2 separate regions of the Homo sapiens genome follow, and region 1 is linked to region 2. Evidence: read pairs that join two places in POLR2A ChIA-PET (ENCODE). Cell type or tissue: GM12878. All regions are shown on one strand. Each heading gives the region's core, and the rest is flanking DNA. Links, peaks and the distances in the headings are about the cores only. Region 1 overlaps LINC01634 (long intergenic non-protein coding RNA 1634). Region 2 overlaps BCL2L13 (BCL2 like 13).

Region 1 (8,332 bases), core at 155-8,154, 330 kb before region 2:
AGATTTCATGATACATGAAAATTACATGGAATCCAAACTACAGTGCTTATAAATAGTTTTATTGGAGCACAGCCATGCATATTTAGTGACATTCTCTGTGGCTCCTCACACACTGCAACAAAAGGTCAAGTCATTGCGACAGACACTATGTGGCTTGAAAAACTGAAAACGTGCTGTCTCGTCTGTTACCAGAAACGTTTACTGACCCGTGCTCTAGGTGTTACTTTTCAATCCTTGGATATCTTTGGGAAAAGATACGAATCTTTTAGGAAGAAGTGTGGTTTACTAGAAACGGAACCCTTAAATAACAATGGCTTAAACAAGGTAGAGAATAATTTTTATTTTACATAAAAGAAGTCTGGAGATAAGCAGATGGAACTGATACAGTAACCCTGTGGTCATCGGGGCTGAAGCTTCTTCTGCCTTTCTCCTCTGCCATACTTACTGCATGGCTTCCATCTTTAAGATCGCCTCACAGTCACATAATCGGTGCTGGAACCCTAGTCATCACATGGTGTTCCCAGTAATAGAAAGTGGAAGAGGTCCTCTCCCTCTCCCTCTCCCTCTCCCTCTCCCCACGGTCTCCCTCTCCCTCTCTTTCCACGGTCTCCCTCTCCCTCTCTTTCCACGGTCTCGCTCTGATGCCGAGCCGAAGCTGGACTGTACTGCTGCCATCTCGGCTCACTGCAACCTCCCTGCCTGATTCTCCTGCCTCAGCGCCGCCACGCCTGACTGGTTTTCGTATTTTTTTGGTGGAGACAGGGTTTCGCTGTGTTGGCCGGGCTGGTCTCCAGCTCCTAACCGCGAGTGATCCGCCAGCCTCGGCCTCCCGAGGTGCCGGGATTGCAGACGGAGTCTGGTTCACTCAGTGCTCAATGGTACCCAGGCTGGAGTGCAATGGCGTGATCTCGGCTCGCTACAACCTCCACCTCCCAGCCGCCTGCCTTGGCCTCCCAAAGTGCCTAGAGTGCAGCCTCTGCCCGGCCGCCACCCCGTCTGGGATGTGAGGAGCCCCTCTGCCTGGCTGCCCAGTCTGGAAAGTGAGGAGCATCTCTGCCCGGCCGCCATCCCATCTAGGAAGTGAGGAGCGTCTCTGCCCGGCTGCCCATCGTCTGAAATGTGGGGAGCGCCTCTGCCCCGCCGCCCTGTCTGGGATGTGAGGAGCGCCTCTGCCCGGCCGCCCCGTCTGAGAAGTGAGGAGACCCTCCGCCCGGCAACTGCCCCGTCTGAGAAGTGAGGAGCCCCTCTGCCCGGCAGCCACCCCGTCTGGGAAGTGAGGAGCGTCTCCGCCCGGCAGCCACCCCGTCCGGGAGGGAGGTGGGGGGCTCAGCCCCCCGCCCGGCAGCCACCCCATCCGGGAGGGAGGTGGGGGGCTCAGCCCCCCGCCCGGCCAGCCGCCCCGTCCGGGAGGGAGGTGGGGGGGGCGGTCAGCCCCCTGCCTGGCCAGCCGCCCCGTCCGGGAGGTGAGGGGCGCCTCTGCCCGGCCGCCCCTACTGGGAAGTGAGGAGCCCCTCTGCCCGGCCACCACCACGTCTGGGAGGTGTACCCAAGAGCTCATTGAGAACGGGCCATGATGACAATGGCGGTTTTGTGGAATAGAAAGGGGGGAAAGGTGGGGAAAAGATTGAGAAATCGGATGGTTGCCGTGTCTGTGTAGAAAGAAGTAGACATGGGAGACTTTTCATTTTGTTCTGTACTAAGAAAAATTCTTCTGCCTTGGGATCCTGTTGATCTGTGACCTTACCCCCAACCCTGTGCTCTCTGAAACATGTGCTGTGTCCACTCAGGGTTAAATGGATTAAGGGCGGTGCAAGGTGTGCTTTGTTAAACAGATGCTTGAAGGCAGCATGCTCGTTAAGTGTCATCACCACTCCCTAATCTCAAAGTACCGAGGGACACAAACACTGCGGAAGGCCGCAGGGTCCTCTGCCTGGGAAAACCAGAGACCTTTGTTCACTTGTTTATCTGCTGACCTTCCCTCCACTATTGTCCTATGACCCTGCCAAATCCCCCTCTGCGAGAAACACCCAAGAATGATCAATAAAAATAATAAATAAAATAAAATAAAATAAAATAAAGAAAGTAGAAGAGGTGGCCGGGCACAGTGGCTCACGCCCGTAATCCCAGCACTTTGGGAGGCCAAGGTGGGCGGATCACAAGGTCAGGAGATCGAGACCATCCTGGCTAACACGGTGAAACCCCGTCTCTACTAAAAATACAAAAAATTATTCGGGTGTGGTGGCAGGCACCTGTAGTCCCAGCTACACGGGAGGCTGAGGCAGGAGAATGGCATGAACCCGGGAGGCGGAGCTTGCAGTGAGCCAAGACCACACCACTGCACCCCAGTCAGGGCAACAGAGCGAGACTCCGACTCAAAAAAAAAAAAAGAAAGAAAAAGAAAAAAGAAAGTAGAAGAGGTTAGGATAAAAGAGTGCCAGCTTAACTAACTCCCATTAAACAGCTTCCCCGGAAGTTCTACCCAAATATTTCTTCTTACATCTAATTGGCCACCTTCACTTGCAAAAGAGGCTGAGATATGTAGTTTTATGGCTGAGAACATTGCCACCCAGATAATGCCAGGGTTCTGTTAGTGAGGCAAGAGGAGAAAGTAGATAAAGGTTAGGCAACTGGCAATCTCTGCCCTAGGAACAAGTGGCCTTTCCGTATCCTTTTCAATATATGCTGCATACTAGTTTCTCATAAATGTAAGAGTTATTTTTTCAAGCACTATTTTTCTTGTTTGTTTGTTTTTTGGTGGGGACAGGGTCTCGCTCTGTCACCCAGGCTGGAGTGCAGTGGCATGATCTTGGCTCACTGCAACCTCCACCTCCCAGGTTCAAGCGATTCTCCTGCCTCAGCCTCCCAGGTAGCTGGAACTCCCAGGCTGGTAGCCACCACGCCTGGCTAATTTTTGTATTTTTAGTAGAGATGGGGTTTCACCATGTTGGCCAGGCTGATCTCAAACTCCTGACTTCAGGTGATCTGCCCGCTTCGGCCTCCTAAAGTGCTGGGATTACAGGTGTGAGCCACTCTACCCGGCCACTATTTTGTTGTTGTTGTTTGAGATGGAGTCTTGCTCTGTTGCCCAGGCTGGAGTGCAGTGGCACGATCTCAATTCACTGCAACCTTCACCTCCCAGGTTCAAGAGATTCTCCTGCCTCAGCCTCCCAAGTAGCTGGGATTACAGGCGCCCGCCACCACACCTGGCTAATTTTTGTATTTTTAGTAGAGACGGCGTTTCGCCACATTGGCCATTCTGGTCTTGAACTCCTGACCTCAGGTGATCTGTCTGCCTCGGCCTCCCAAAGTACTGGGATTAAAGGCGTGGGCCACCATGCCCAGCCTCTTGCTCCCTCTTTCAACAGGTTTCCTTTTTTCCCACGTCTCCTCTTCCCTAATACCTTGGCATCATGAAGGCTGGAGAGTCACAGCAACCTCTTTCCTAGTTGTCTTGCGTCTAATCCTGTGCTCTTTTTGTTTTATTAACTTTTGTGCTTGGGCCATTTTTTCTTTAGTTTCTTTGTGCCAATAATTATGTAATTACATGAACGGTGACATAATTCTATTCAACAGTACATATTAATGTTCCAGGGACCAGGTACCAAAAAAACACAAAGCTGTTAACAAGAACATCAAACAAACGTGTGGGCTGGGTGCACTGGCTCATGCCTGTAATTCCAACACTTTGGGAGGCCAAGTCAGGAGAATTGCCTGAGCCCAGGAGTCCAAGACCAGCCTGGGCAACATAGCGAGACCTCATCTCTACAAAAAAAAGAATTATCTAGCTAAGCCGGGAGCGGGGGCTCACACCTGTAATCCCAGCACTTTGGGAGGCTGAGTCAGGCGGATCACAAGGTCAGGAGATCAAGACCATCCTGGTTAACACGGTGAAACCCCATCTCTACTAAAAATACAAAAAATTAGCCGGGCATGGTGGCGGGCGCCTATAGTCCCAGCTACTTGGGAGGCTGACGCAGGAGAATGAGATGTGAACCCAGGAGGTAGAGCTTGCAGTGAGCCGAGATCACGCCACTGCACTCCAGCCTGGGCAACAGAGCGAGACTCTGTCTCAAAAAAAAAAAATTAATTTGGTTATTGGTGTTGGCAGGTGCCTGTAGTCACAGGTACATGGGAGGCTGAGGTGGGAGGATTGATCGCTTGAGCCCAGGAGGTAGAGGCTGCAGTGAGCCAACATTGCACCACTGCACTCCAGCCTGGGCAACAGAGTGAGACCCTGTCTACAACACACACACACACACACACACACACACACACACACACACACACAGAAAATGTGTGGCTTGGCCTTAGTCTCTGTCATTTTTTTTTTTTTTTTTTTTTAGATGGAGTCTTGCTCTGTCACCAGGCTGGAATGCAGTGGTGCAATCTCAGCTCACTGCAATCTTCACCTCCCCATTTCAAGCGATTCTCCTGCCTCAGCCTCCTGAATAGCTGGGACTATAGGCACGCACCACCACACCCAGCTAATTTTTGTATTTTTAATAGAGACAGGGTTTCACCATGTTGGCCAGGATGGTCTCAATCTCTTGACCTCGTGATCCACCTGCCTCAGCCTCCCAAAGTGCTGGGATTACTGGCATGAGCCACCTCACCCAGCCCACTTTTCTTAACTCTTTCTAAGTTGATATGTGCTAGGCCAGGCACAGTGGCTCACGCCTGTAATCTCAGCACTTTGGGAGGCCAAGGTGGGAGGATCACTTGAGCCTAGGAATTTGAGACCAGCCTGGCCAACATAGCAAGACCTCATCTCTATAAAAAATTTAAAAATTAGCCTGTGGTGGCACACACCTGCTACCTCAGCCTACTAGGTCCCAGCTACTCAGGAGGCTGAAGCGGGAGGATCACTTGAGCCTGGGAAGTAGAGGCTGCAGTGAGCCAGAGATTGTGCTACTGCACCCCAGCCTGGGTGACAGAGCAAGACCCTGTCTCAAAAAAAAAAAAAGTTTATATGTGCTTAAAAGAACCAAGCCTTTTATTGAATATTGAAGATTCACCAAGGGTTTTATTTGATCATGGTAATATAATTATAAAATCATTATTAATAAGCCATAAAATGTACAAAAGCATATCCAGTGAAAAATAAGTCTCCTTTCCATTTCTGTCCCCCGCCACCAGCTCTCCTACCCAAGATAACCACTTCTTGAGTATTCTCAAAGACGGTCTATGCCTTTCCAAGTCCACGTACATATGTATGCACACGTGCCTGTTTGACGTTTTCCAGCAGAAGTGGTAGCGTATCATACACACTGTTCTGCATCTGCTGTTCCCATTTAGCAGTATGTCTCAGGGATTATCTGCCTATAGCCAGATCTACCCAAAGCTCAGATCGGACCATGAGAAACCAATGAGCAAAATGTGGAATATATACACAATGGAATATTATTTGGGAATATTCTAATAATACTAGAGAAAGAATGAAAGTCAGCCTGCCATGGTGGTTCATGCCTGTAATGCCAGCACTTCGGGAGGCCGAGGCAGGTGGATCACCTGAGGTCAGGAGTTCAAGACCAGCCTGGCCAACAGGGTGAAACCCCATCTCTACTAAAAATATGAAGTTAGCCTGGTGTGGTGGCGCATGCCAATAATCCCAGCTTCTTGGGAGGCTGAGGCAGGAGAATCGCTTGAACATGGGAGGCAGAGGTTGCAGTGAGCTGAGATCATGCCACTGTACTCCAGCCTGGGTGATAAGAATGAGACTCTGTCTCAAAAACAAACAAAACAAAACAAAAAGAACAGTGATTAGTGTCTTGGTAGGCCCAAGCAAGGAGATGATGATGGCTTGTACCAGATCGGTGATGTGAAGTTCAAGAAAAGTGGGCAAATTAGAGATGTATCTTGGAGGCAAAATAGACAGGAGACTGGAGGCTGGCATAGAGATAGAATGCTGCCCAGAGTCTCTAGTTTTTACATCTGGGTGGGTGGTGGGCCATTCCCTGGGGGAAAATTAAGTTCCTGGGACTTGGGAGTCAGGACCCTTCTTGGGTTTTAGTCCCAGCACTGTTTCTGTCTCTGGGAGTCAGGCAGGTGACTTCCCCTCTGTGGGTCTCCTCACCTGATGAGTAGGTAAACTAATTCCTTTCTGAAGTCCCTTCCAATAAAATGGCTCTACAAACTACTAGACCTTGACATGTCAGTGAATATTCGTTTCTGAGGCTAGTTTTTTCCATAGCACTAACTGAGATGTGCTGTGGGCTTTGAATGGGAAAGGGGGACGCAGGGGAGGAGGAAATTTGAGAGGGTAGGGTCCTAGGAGCCTGAAGGTGGTCAGAGCAAGCAGAGATAGGGAAGCAGTGCCACCAAGAGAGACACACAGAAGTGGACACCAAAGGGTGCACAAAAGCTATTCCTGCATCCCAGGCCAGCCAAGGGACAGCCCTCCCATAGAGAGAAGGGTACAAGGGAGGAATTTTGACAACGATTAATCAGTTTCAGTGGGAGAGAAAACCTAAAATACAGCCAGGAAGAAAAAAACTCAGTAGCATGATCCAAATCTGATGGGATTTCATAAGATCTCCCTCTAATCCACTTCCTTTGCTTCATAATTGATTTCGGTTTTAGCCAAAGCAAGCTTCTCAAAGTTAGGCTTTTATCCCCGATCTTGTGCCTGGCATTTGCTCCGGGGGTCTTGTAGCCCCAGTGAAAATGTGAGTTCCCAGGAGGATGAGCCTCATACTTATTTTCTTTTACATCCTTGTATTGTATCCATAACAGAAGCACCATAAATGTTTACTGATACCTCACATCTAGAAAAGTTGCTGCCGAAAAGTCATGCCTTGACCTGGACTTCATGCCTTTGTCTCATAAGTACAGCGATTTGTCACTCCATACTGGACAGAGCTTGGGGGGAAACCGAGGTCTTCTCTGTGGAATGTGAGGTCTTCTGGTCTGTCGCAGGCCCAGGCTTCCCTAAGGTGGAATAAGAAAGGAAGGGCTTCATGTTTCAGAGGGAGAGAGCAGCCGGTGATGCAACTGCTGAGTGACGTCCCAAGGTAACAGAGAGGAGACGGGCTGTGAGCTGCCCTCACCCTGGCCCACTGCCAGTGGCCACCAGAGCAGGGAGTGCCCATAGTGTTGGCCAATCAGACGAGGACTGCAGAACAGGAGAAATGGGAACTGTGGTCCTGAAAACCTGTGCTTTCTCGGCCCGATGAAATGCAGAGTTATGTGATAGCATGCTTCTGACTTTCAATATTCTGAAAAACAACCCAGCAAACATATGTGTATACACATATACAGGAAAGCCTGTACATCTATATGCTTTTACATATGTATATGTATAGCAGAGATCTGCTTGCTCAGGAAATGTACCCATGGATGTGTATGTTGTGATTGATACACACACAGGAATATCCATCTGAGGAGGCTGTGTGCATGTGCCCAGATATATAGAGGGAGGGGCTTTGAGCTGAGCCTGGTCCCAGGTGCCCCTTGCTTGTGTTTCTGGGCAAGGATCGAGCCGAGTGCAGTGAACACGCTCTCTTATTTATTTATTTATTTATTTATTTATTTTGAGATGGAGTCTCACTCTGTCGCCCAGGCTGGAGTGCAGTGGTGCGATCTCGGCTCACTGCAAGCTCCGCCTCCCAGGTTCATGCCATTCTCCTGCCTCAGCCTCCCGAGTAGCTGGGACTACAGGTGCCCGCCACCATGCCCGGCTAATTTTTTTTTTGTATTTTTAGTAGAGACGGGGTTTCACCGTGTTATCCAGGATGGTCCCGATCTCCTGGCCTCGTGATCCACCCTCCTTGGCCTCCCAAAGTGCTGGGATTACAGGTGTGAGCCACTGCGCCCGGCCGTGAACATGCTCTCCTGCTGCGGGCCTCCAACTGCCTGAGGACGCCAGCTGTAACCTTGCCATTCTTCAGCCTTCCCCAAGGCCCTCACCTGCTGATGCAGGAAGTGAACCCCATTAACTGCTGCCTGATTAGCAAGGCTGAGCAGGTGTCTGCCTCCCGAAGAGGGAGCCAGGCTGGGAGCACCCCACAGATAGGTCTGCAGGAGAAAGGGCTACCAGGGGAGCCCCGCCACGGGGGCACCCTTCACTCTCACCCCACAAGCTTCTCCTTTCCATCAGTAGATATTTGACTCAGTAGATTTGAGACATGATTCCTGCTCTTCTTCACTCCACACATTCTTTGCCCACTTCCATTCTGTCTAACTCAAATTCTCTGCTTCAGCCAAATTAGCCTGCTCATGGTTTCCTGAATATAGCTGGAGATTTCCTGCCCCCCCAGGGCTTTGCCTGCTCCGTCGTCTTCTACCCTGGAATGTGCCTCTCCACCAGGTGTTCCACCACCCGCCCCAACAACGC
Region 2 (8,332 bases), core at 44-8,043:
ATCGTTTGAGCCCAGGAGGTAAAGGATGCAGTGAGCCGAGATTGTGCCACTGCGCTCCAGCCTGGCCAACAGAGTGAAACCCTGTCTCAAAAAAAAAAAGGCCCATCATGAAGAAATAAGGGAAAAGTCAACAAACTGAAAATTAAAAGTAAAATGTCTCTTCCTCTTATGATTATTTTTTAATGAGGGTCTCACTCTGTCACCCAGGGGCTACAGTGCAGTGGCATAATCGTAACTCACTACAGCCTGAAAATCCTGGGCTCAATAGATCCTCCCACCTCAGCCTCTTGAGTTGCTGGGATTACAGGCATGAGCCACCGCACCACCACGCCTGGCTTTTCCCCTTATTTTTAACAGCTCAAAGTTAACAAAAGATTGAAGAACGTTCTTTGTTCCACATCTAGAGGATCTTTTCATCTCATCTAAGACATTAGATCAAGTTTGTCTGATCACAACTTTGGCGTAATATATTGTTTAAAAGCCAATTCAGATTTATTTATTTATTTTTTTTTATTTTTATTTTTTTTGAGACGGAGTCTCGCTCTGTCGCCCAGCCTAGAGTGCAGTGGCTCGATCTTGACTCACTGCAAGCTCCGCCTCTTGGATTCATACCATTCTCCTGCCTCAGCCTCCCGAGTAGCTGGAACTATGGGTGCCCACCACCACGCCCGGCTAATTTTTTTGTATTTTTAGTAGAGACGGGGTTTCACCGTGTTAGCCAGGATGGTCTCGATCTCCTGACCTCGTGATCTGCCCACCTCGGCCTCCCAAAGTGCTGGGATTACAGGCATTTATTTATTTTTTATTTTTATTTACTTTTTTTTGAGACAGAGTCTTGCTCTGTCACCCAGGCTGGAGTGCAGTGGCGTGATCTCAGCTCACCGCAACCTCCGCCTCCCAAGTTCAAGCGATTCCCCTGCCTCAGCCTCCGGAGCAGCTAAGATTACAGGTGTGCGCCACCATGCCCGGAGAATTTTTTTTTTTAATTTTTAGTAGAGACAGGGATTCACCATGTTGCTGGTCTCAAAGTCCTGACCTCAAATGATCTGCCTGCCTCGGCCTCCCGAAGTGCTGGGATTACAGGTGTGAGCCACTGCACCCGGCCAATTCAGATTAAATAGCTTTATGTCTTGCTGTCATGGCCTCCCTACCTTACAATGTATTTCTGTATTTAGGACGTGACATTTTAATGAAGATTCACTGAACATTCTGTGCTGTTATGTAAGAAGTCTTACAAGAAAGAACAGATTACTAAGCTTTTACTCCTGGGGACCAATTCACATAAAACAAAAATATAAAAATAGCAGCCTCTTTTTTTTTTTTTTTTTTTTTTTTTAAGACAAGGTCTTACTGTTACCCAGGCTGGAGGTCAGTGGCGCAATCTTGGCTTACTGCAGCCTTGACCTCCCAGGCTCAAGTGATCCTCCTGCCTCAGCCTCCTGAGTAAATGGGACCACAGATTACTTCCAGTTAATTTTTATATTTTTTGTAGAGATGGGCTCTCACTCACCATGTTGCCCAGGCTGGTCTTGAGCTCCTGGACTTGGGCAATCTGCCTGCCTCGGCCTCCCAAAGTGCTGGGATTACAGGAGTGAGCCACTGCACCCGGTCAATGTTTTCTTTTGTTTTAATAGCACTCTGTTGCCTAGGCTGGAGTGCAGCAGCACAATCTCAGCTCCTGGGTTCTGCAACCTGGGTTCAAGAGATTCTCCTGCCTCAGCCACCTGAGTAGTTGGGATTACAGGAACCCACCACCATGCCTGGCTAATCTTTCTATTTTTTATTTCATTTATTTATTTATCTTTCCTGAGACAGAGTCTCTCTCTGTTCACCCAGGTTGGAGCGCAGAGGCACAATCCTGGTTCACTGCAACCTCCGCCTCCTGGGTTCAAGCAATTCTCCTGCCTCAGCCTCCCGAGTTGCTGGGACTACAGGCATGCACGACCATGCCTGGCTAATTTTTGTATTTTTCATAGAGATGGGGTTTCACCACGTTGGCCAGGCTGGTCTCGAACTCCGGACTTCAGGTGATCTGCCCACCTTGGCCTCCCAAAGTGTTGGGATTACAGGCGTGAGCCACCACGTCCAGCCTCAGTTTTATATTTTTGAGACAGGGTTTTGCCATGTCACCGGGCTGGAGCCTCTTTTTTTTGTTTTGTTTTGTTTTTGAGATGGAGTCTCACTCTGTCGCCCAGGCTGGAGTGCAGTGGCGCAGTCTTGGCTCACTGCAACCTCTGCCTCCTGGGTTCACGCCATTCTCCTGCCTCAGCCTCCCGAGTAGCTGGGACTACAGGTGCCTGCCACCACGCCCAGCTAATTTTTTGTATTTTTTAGTAGAGACGGGGTTTCACCGTGTTAGTCAGGATGGTCTCGATCTCCTGACCTTGTGAGTCACCCACCTCGGCCTCCCAAAGTGCTGGTATTACAGGCGTTAGCCACCATGCTCGGCCGAGCCTCTCTTAATAATTAATGTCATAATGAAGAGCAGGCTTTCACTAAAAGAAAAAGAGCTGTTTTGGATAATATATTACTTACAACTTATCATATTAGAAGAATAATATCTACAAGTAGCCTCGGAACCATTCTAACAATCTAAATAGTTTTTAATACAAAATATTTGTGTTGTTGAGAGTATCTGTCTCTTTGGCTTCACTGACATAAAATGCAAAGGAGTAATTTCGAGGGCTCAAAAATATAAAACTCATGGGATAAACCATGAGTTTAAATATGCACAAAGAAGCAGAGAACTGCGTCTTTTTTGTTTTTGTTTTTAAATAAATGAAGCCAAAGGGTTTGAGTAACTTGCCCAAGGTCCCTTAGCTTGCTATGACAAATTGGATAGCAATAATAGGTAACCCTTATATAATTCTTATCATGTGCCCTTCTAAAGTCTTCACTTCATCTATTGAAACCTCACAACAATGCTATGAGAGGATTATTATTACTTCCATTTCACAGACATGGATACCAAAACAAGTAAAGAAGATAAGTAGTTTTCCCAAAGTAATAAAGCTGGGATTCAAGCCCAGGCAGTTTGCCTCCAGGGTCTGTATTTTTACCAACTATGCTGTCCTACCTCTTAGATGAAGTCCCTGATTGCTTTCTGGTGCTTTTCTGTCTGTAATATAGTACCTTTTGAGTTAATGGCCAGAAGTATTCATAGATAGAACATGTTATACTTGGTGTTTTTTTTCAAGCAAACACACAGATACATGCATTAAACTCTTCAATTAAAAAGGGAAGTAGAGAAGAAACCTAAGTAGATAAAAGGAATATAACAAAATAAATGTAAAATAAAATACAAATATAACTTTGCTTTGGTGGTAGGAACTAAGTAAAAAACTAAGTAAAGGAACGTATCAAAATAAATGTAAAATAAAATACAAACATAACTTTACTTTGGTGGTAGACCTAAGTAAAAATCAGGTTGACAATTGCTCAGAGACCTATTACAAAAATTGGCTGCATCATGATGTCTATATTGATTGTATTTTTTTGTTTCACTTTTTTTTTGGTGGGGGCAGGGGGTCACATCAGTTACAAATTATTCTGCCCCCTCAAGCAATATTTTACCTTCTGAGACACAGCTGCTGCTGAGCTGAGCTCCTATGAACTTAACTTTTCCATCTGAAGAAGCTTTGGCAAAATTCCAAAGCCCATCTACGTTGGTAAATTTTCTAAGGACTCATTTCCCTTAAGATTTATGCCAACAAACCTCTATCATTACTTCTCAGACTTTATATATATATCTGTCAAGAAAAAGAGCTGTTTTGGATAATACGTTAGTTACAACTTACATTAGAATAACATCTACAAGTAGTCTTAGAACGATTCTGACAATCTAAATCATTCTTCATATAAAATATTTGTATTGTTGGGAGTATCCATCTCTTTGGCTCCACTGACACAAAACACACAAAGGCTCCACTGACATTTTGTAACTTTGAGGGCTCAAAAATATAAAACTAGCCGGGATCAACCAGCTAGTTTTATATTTCTGAGGCCTCGAAGTCGCAAAATGGAAACAGATCACTGCTTTGGACCCTTATAACCAAATGCGCCTCTCAGATCATTATTAACCTAAAATAAGAAAATGGAGAGTGCTGAAGAAATTACAGAGAAGTAATTTTCCACCCAACTTGATGAGGAAGATCCACAAAAAACACATTTCAGAGTACAACACAGTAAACATCCACACCCACATATACAGCAGGCAGATTTTCCCAAAACAGTACTTACTCTTACTAAATTGATTTTAGCTGCAACCCACTTCATTAATTTCAGATCATCCCTGTGTGTCACCTCCCACAATATGAAAACTATTCTAACAAATTATTAACCTAAAAGCTTCCAAGAGATAGTCTTTAAATATCCTAGATTAAACAAACAAAAACCTATTCTAAAATCAGAAGCTTCATGTCAAGAGAAAATGACAAAGATTAATTTTATTCAAAATACTTAAATATTACAATAGACAGATGACATTCCCTCCAGTAATCTTTTATGGAATCTAAAAGTAAATCTTTCACAAGAAGTATTTATCATGTGACGACGGAGAAAGTAAAATACAAGCCTTACCACAGTGGACTTGCTCTGCCCTTTCCAGGAGACAGACAGACTTCTAACGTAGCAACACAAGCCCAGGAAATGAAAAGAGAATGAGGAGGGAGGGAGCAAGGATGACTCAGGGAGAATCACAGCACATGAACCAGTCTGTGCCCTCACCGGGCTGCAGGGCAAATAAAAGTCAAAACTGAAACTAAGAGGAAATGGTGATCAGACTTAAGGAGAGGGAAAAAAACCACACTCTTCAGAGACGCATGTGAAAACCTGGCATTTGTAAAAGTGTGACATTTTCACAAAACACTTTCACATCATTATTTTTGTGAGACAGAGAAGCTATTCTTCCCTTTTTGTAGTTGAAACTGAGGTTCAGAGAAGTTAAATGAATCCTTCCAAAACACAGGGCTAGTATTTGGCAGAGCTGGGGCAAGAAACAAATCTTGTGATTTCTAATCCTTTTCTCAGTTCATCATTCGCCGGGTAAAAAGGCAGAGTGAAAAAAAAAAAAAAACAAGGTAGAAAGAGAAAACAGGCTGGGCAAGGTGGCGCATGCCTGTAATCCCAGCACTTTGGGAGGCCAAGCGGGGAGGATTGCTTGAGGCCAGGAGTTTGAGACCAGCTTGGGCAACATAGTGAAACCTCTCTCTGCAAAAAATAAGCCAAGTGTGGTAGTGCATGCACACCTGTGGTCCCAGCTACTAGGGAGGCTGAGGTGGGAGGATCACTTGAGCCCAGGAAGTTGAGGCTGCAAATGAGCCATGATCATGCCACTGTACTCCAGCCAGGGCAACAAAGCAAGACCCTGTTTCTAAGTCCTAGCCATTTCTGTTAATAATTCAGAAAACAAAATATTATTTTTCTCCTTCAAATCTATATGTCCAAAGCCTGCCTGTTCCTAACTGACTATGTGCTATATCACTCCATTCATCCAACAGATTATGGCTGCTGGCACCACCTCCTCTGCTGCAGGTTTTCAAAAGTAGCTGCACCTTGAGAGGTAGGCAGTTTGTTTCACTTGATGTTGTGTTCAAGTGACTAATGACAAATACATTCCCCGTGGAAATCATACCACAGGCTTTATATAACAGACATGCGATATCATGTGGTCAAATGATTCTCTTCTGGAAGGGTTTTAAGAGCTGTCAATGTAATGTTCAGCACACAGTATCTTAAGGAGATTCATGTTGACAGCTTATGTCACAGGATACATTTTCACCAACTGGCATTAAAAAAAAAGCAATATCGGCCGGGCGCGGTGGCTCACGCCTGCAATCCCAGCACTTTGGGAGGCTGAGGCGGGTGGATCACGAGGTCAGGAGATCGAGACCATCCTGGCTAACACAGTGAAAACCCATCTCTACTAAAAATACAAAAAATTAGCCGGGTGTGGTGGCAGCCATCTGTAGTCCCAGCTACTTGGGAGGCTGAGGCAGGAGAATGGCGTGAACCTGGGAGGCGGAGCTTGCAGTGAGCCAAGATAGTGCCACTGCATTCCAGCCTGGGCGACACAGGGAGACTACATCTGAAAAAAAAAAAAAAATGCAGTATCTTGGGTTTTTGTTTGTTTGATACAGAGTTTCGCTCTTGTTGCCCAGGCTGGAGTGCAATGGCACGATCTCAGCTCACTGAAACTTCTGCCTCCCTGGTTTAAGCAATTCTCCTGCCTTAGCCTCCCAAGTAGCTGGTGTTACAGGTGCCTGCCACCACACCCAGATAATTTTTTTTTTAATCAATCAAAACCTTTAATGCTCAGTTTTCACAATCAAGTCTATCAAATTTCCAGATTTACAGCAAAATGTGCCCCCTAAAAAAGTGTACATTCTTCAGTTTCTCCTATACTTTTTTTTTTTTTTGCCTATCTTTCAAAACTGAGCACTGGGTATTTTTAACATAAGCCATGTCATATGTACAGTTTAACTATGTTTCAGGAATAAACAAAATTCATGATATTTTAGTAACTCACAGTGTATTTATAGAATGAAAAGTTCTCTATCAAAACACACTTTTCACTGGGAAAAATAAATAAAATAGACAAATGGATCTACACAAAGTAAACATTAACTTTGGTAGATTTCAGTGCAGTTCATAACAAGCATATTTGCCCTTATTCCCCCAGAGCTGCTCAACTAAGAATTTTTAAAATACTTTAACTGAGATTTTATTATGTTGACATTTGTTTCTCATTCCACATCATCTTCAGCCACACCCAGATGATTTTTGTATTTTTAGTAGAGATGAGGTCTCACCATGTTGGCCAGGATGGTCTCAAACTCCTGACCTCAGGTGATCCGCCTGCCTTGGCCTCCCAAAGTGCTGGGATTATAGGCATAAGCCACTGCACCCGGCCTAATATCTTAGTTTTAAACACAAGCAAATGGAGAGCTTAGACCGAACAATGTGAAATACAGATTGGACATTCAAATTTAGAGATAAAACACATTTGAAATATTAATGAAGGCCAGGTGCAGTGGCTCATGCCTGTAATCCCAGCACTTTGGGAGGCCTAAGTGGGTGGATCACTTGAGGCCAGGAGTTTGAGACCAGCCTGCCAACATGGCGAAGCCCTATCTCTACTAAAAATACAAAAAGTAGCTGGTCATGGTGGCACACACCTGTAATCTCTGCTACTCAGGAGGCTGAGGCACAAGAATAGCTTGAACCTGGGAGGCGGAGGCTGCAGTGGGCTGCAATTGCGCACTGCACTCAAGCCAGGATGACAGAGCAAGACTGTTTCAAAAAAAAAAGAAGTATTAATGAACTAGTTATCCATGCAGTAGATCTTTTCTTTTGGCACAGATACTGGAGTTGAGTAATATACTTACTTTCTCTGTAACCAATTACAATCACCAAACAAACCTTGATGTACTACATCATCATAAAACTGAAAGTTGAGAAGGGAGTGCATAATATTCCCTGCATTTTTCTTCCCTTGTTGTAAAGCACCATATGGGATAAATGGCAGTTAACCTGGGATGTCTCCTGGCTATCATACAAACCATACACTACAATAGCCAAAGGTTTTAAAAAGTACTTAAGTAGGAAGACAACAATAACAATAAATTGTCGCAATTCTTATTTTTAAGAACAGCTCAAAAAATATTTTTATTTTCCTAAGACAAATGTTCAGGATTTTATTCAGTAAGCATTTACCAAGCACGTAAACCTAGGATGTTCGATATTAGTATCCATAGTAATTAAATTTACATATTTTAAAAATTAACTCAAACCCTCAGATGCATAGTGGCTAAAAAACAATAATGAGTAGTATACTTTATGAAAAGTACTCTCTCTACAGAATCACTGACTGTTGGGCAAATTACAACAAATAAACTTAAAAACCATTTCTAGGCCCAAAGAAAGAAAGAGAGTCCGCATAAATGTCCAGGGGTCAATAATTACAACTTTTAGTCACCTACAATTGACAGAACTAAAGGGAAAATGGAAAATCTACCACCATAGTAGCAAATAGAACATGTCTCTCTTAGTAAATAATTAGACAAAATAATTGGAAATGACTGAAAGATTTAAAATACGTATTATTAAGACTGATTAAATGTAAATGGACACGTACAGACTTCTGCACCAACCATTAGAGAATACATGTTCTGAAACATACATAAAAATATACATGTGTGTATATACATATACATATGTGTGTGTGTGTGTGTATATATATATTTTGTTGTTGTTGTTGTTGTTGCTCTGTTGCCCAGGCTGGAATGCAGTGGTGCCATCTTGGCTCACTGCAACCTCTGCCTCCCGGGTTCAA

What was found. ChIA-PET counts read pairs that join two places held together with the same protein. Peaks named below come from ENCODE experiments on the same cell type or tissue, not always from the same donor. Only the 100,000 strongest peaks of a DNase experiment are listed, where the experiment ranks them.
Region 1: POLR2A ChIA-PET joins it to region 2 with 10 read pairs; 2 of 35 experiments call an interaction of 5 or more read pairs at or near these places.

The regions. Positions count from the first base shown.
Region 1 is chr22:18,034,642-18,042,973 of GRCh38, reverse strand. LINC01634 (long intergenic non-protein coding RNA 1634) reads right to left here. Exons shown (of 2, transcript NR_024417.1): 2 at 5,006-7,214. Among named protein-coding and RNA genes, the nearest start is that of LINC01634, 9.4 kb to the right of the region's middle. In GM12878, for the core only: no CTCF peak of the experiment used is centred there; no DNase peak of the experiment used is centred there.
Region 2 is chr22:17,703,072-17,711,403 of GRCh38, reverse strand. All of the region lies in intron 6 of BCL2L13 (BCL2 like 13), which reads right to left. Among named protein-coding and RNA genes, the nearest start is that of MIR3198-1, 57 kb to the left of the region's middle. RefSeq lists enhancers at 4,972-5,021, 5,042-5,091. In GM12878, for the core only: no CTCF peak of the experiment used is centred there; a DNase peak (open chromatin) is centred at 4,823; H3K4me3 peaks cover 350 bases; H3K27ac peaks cover 1,876 bases.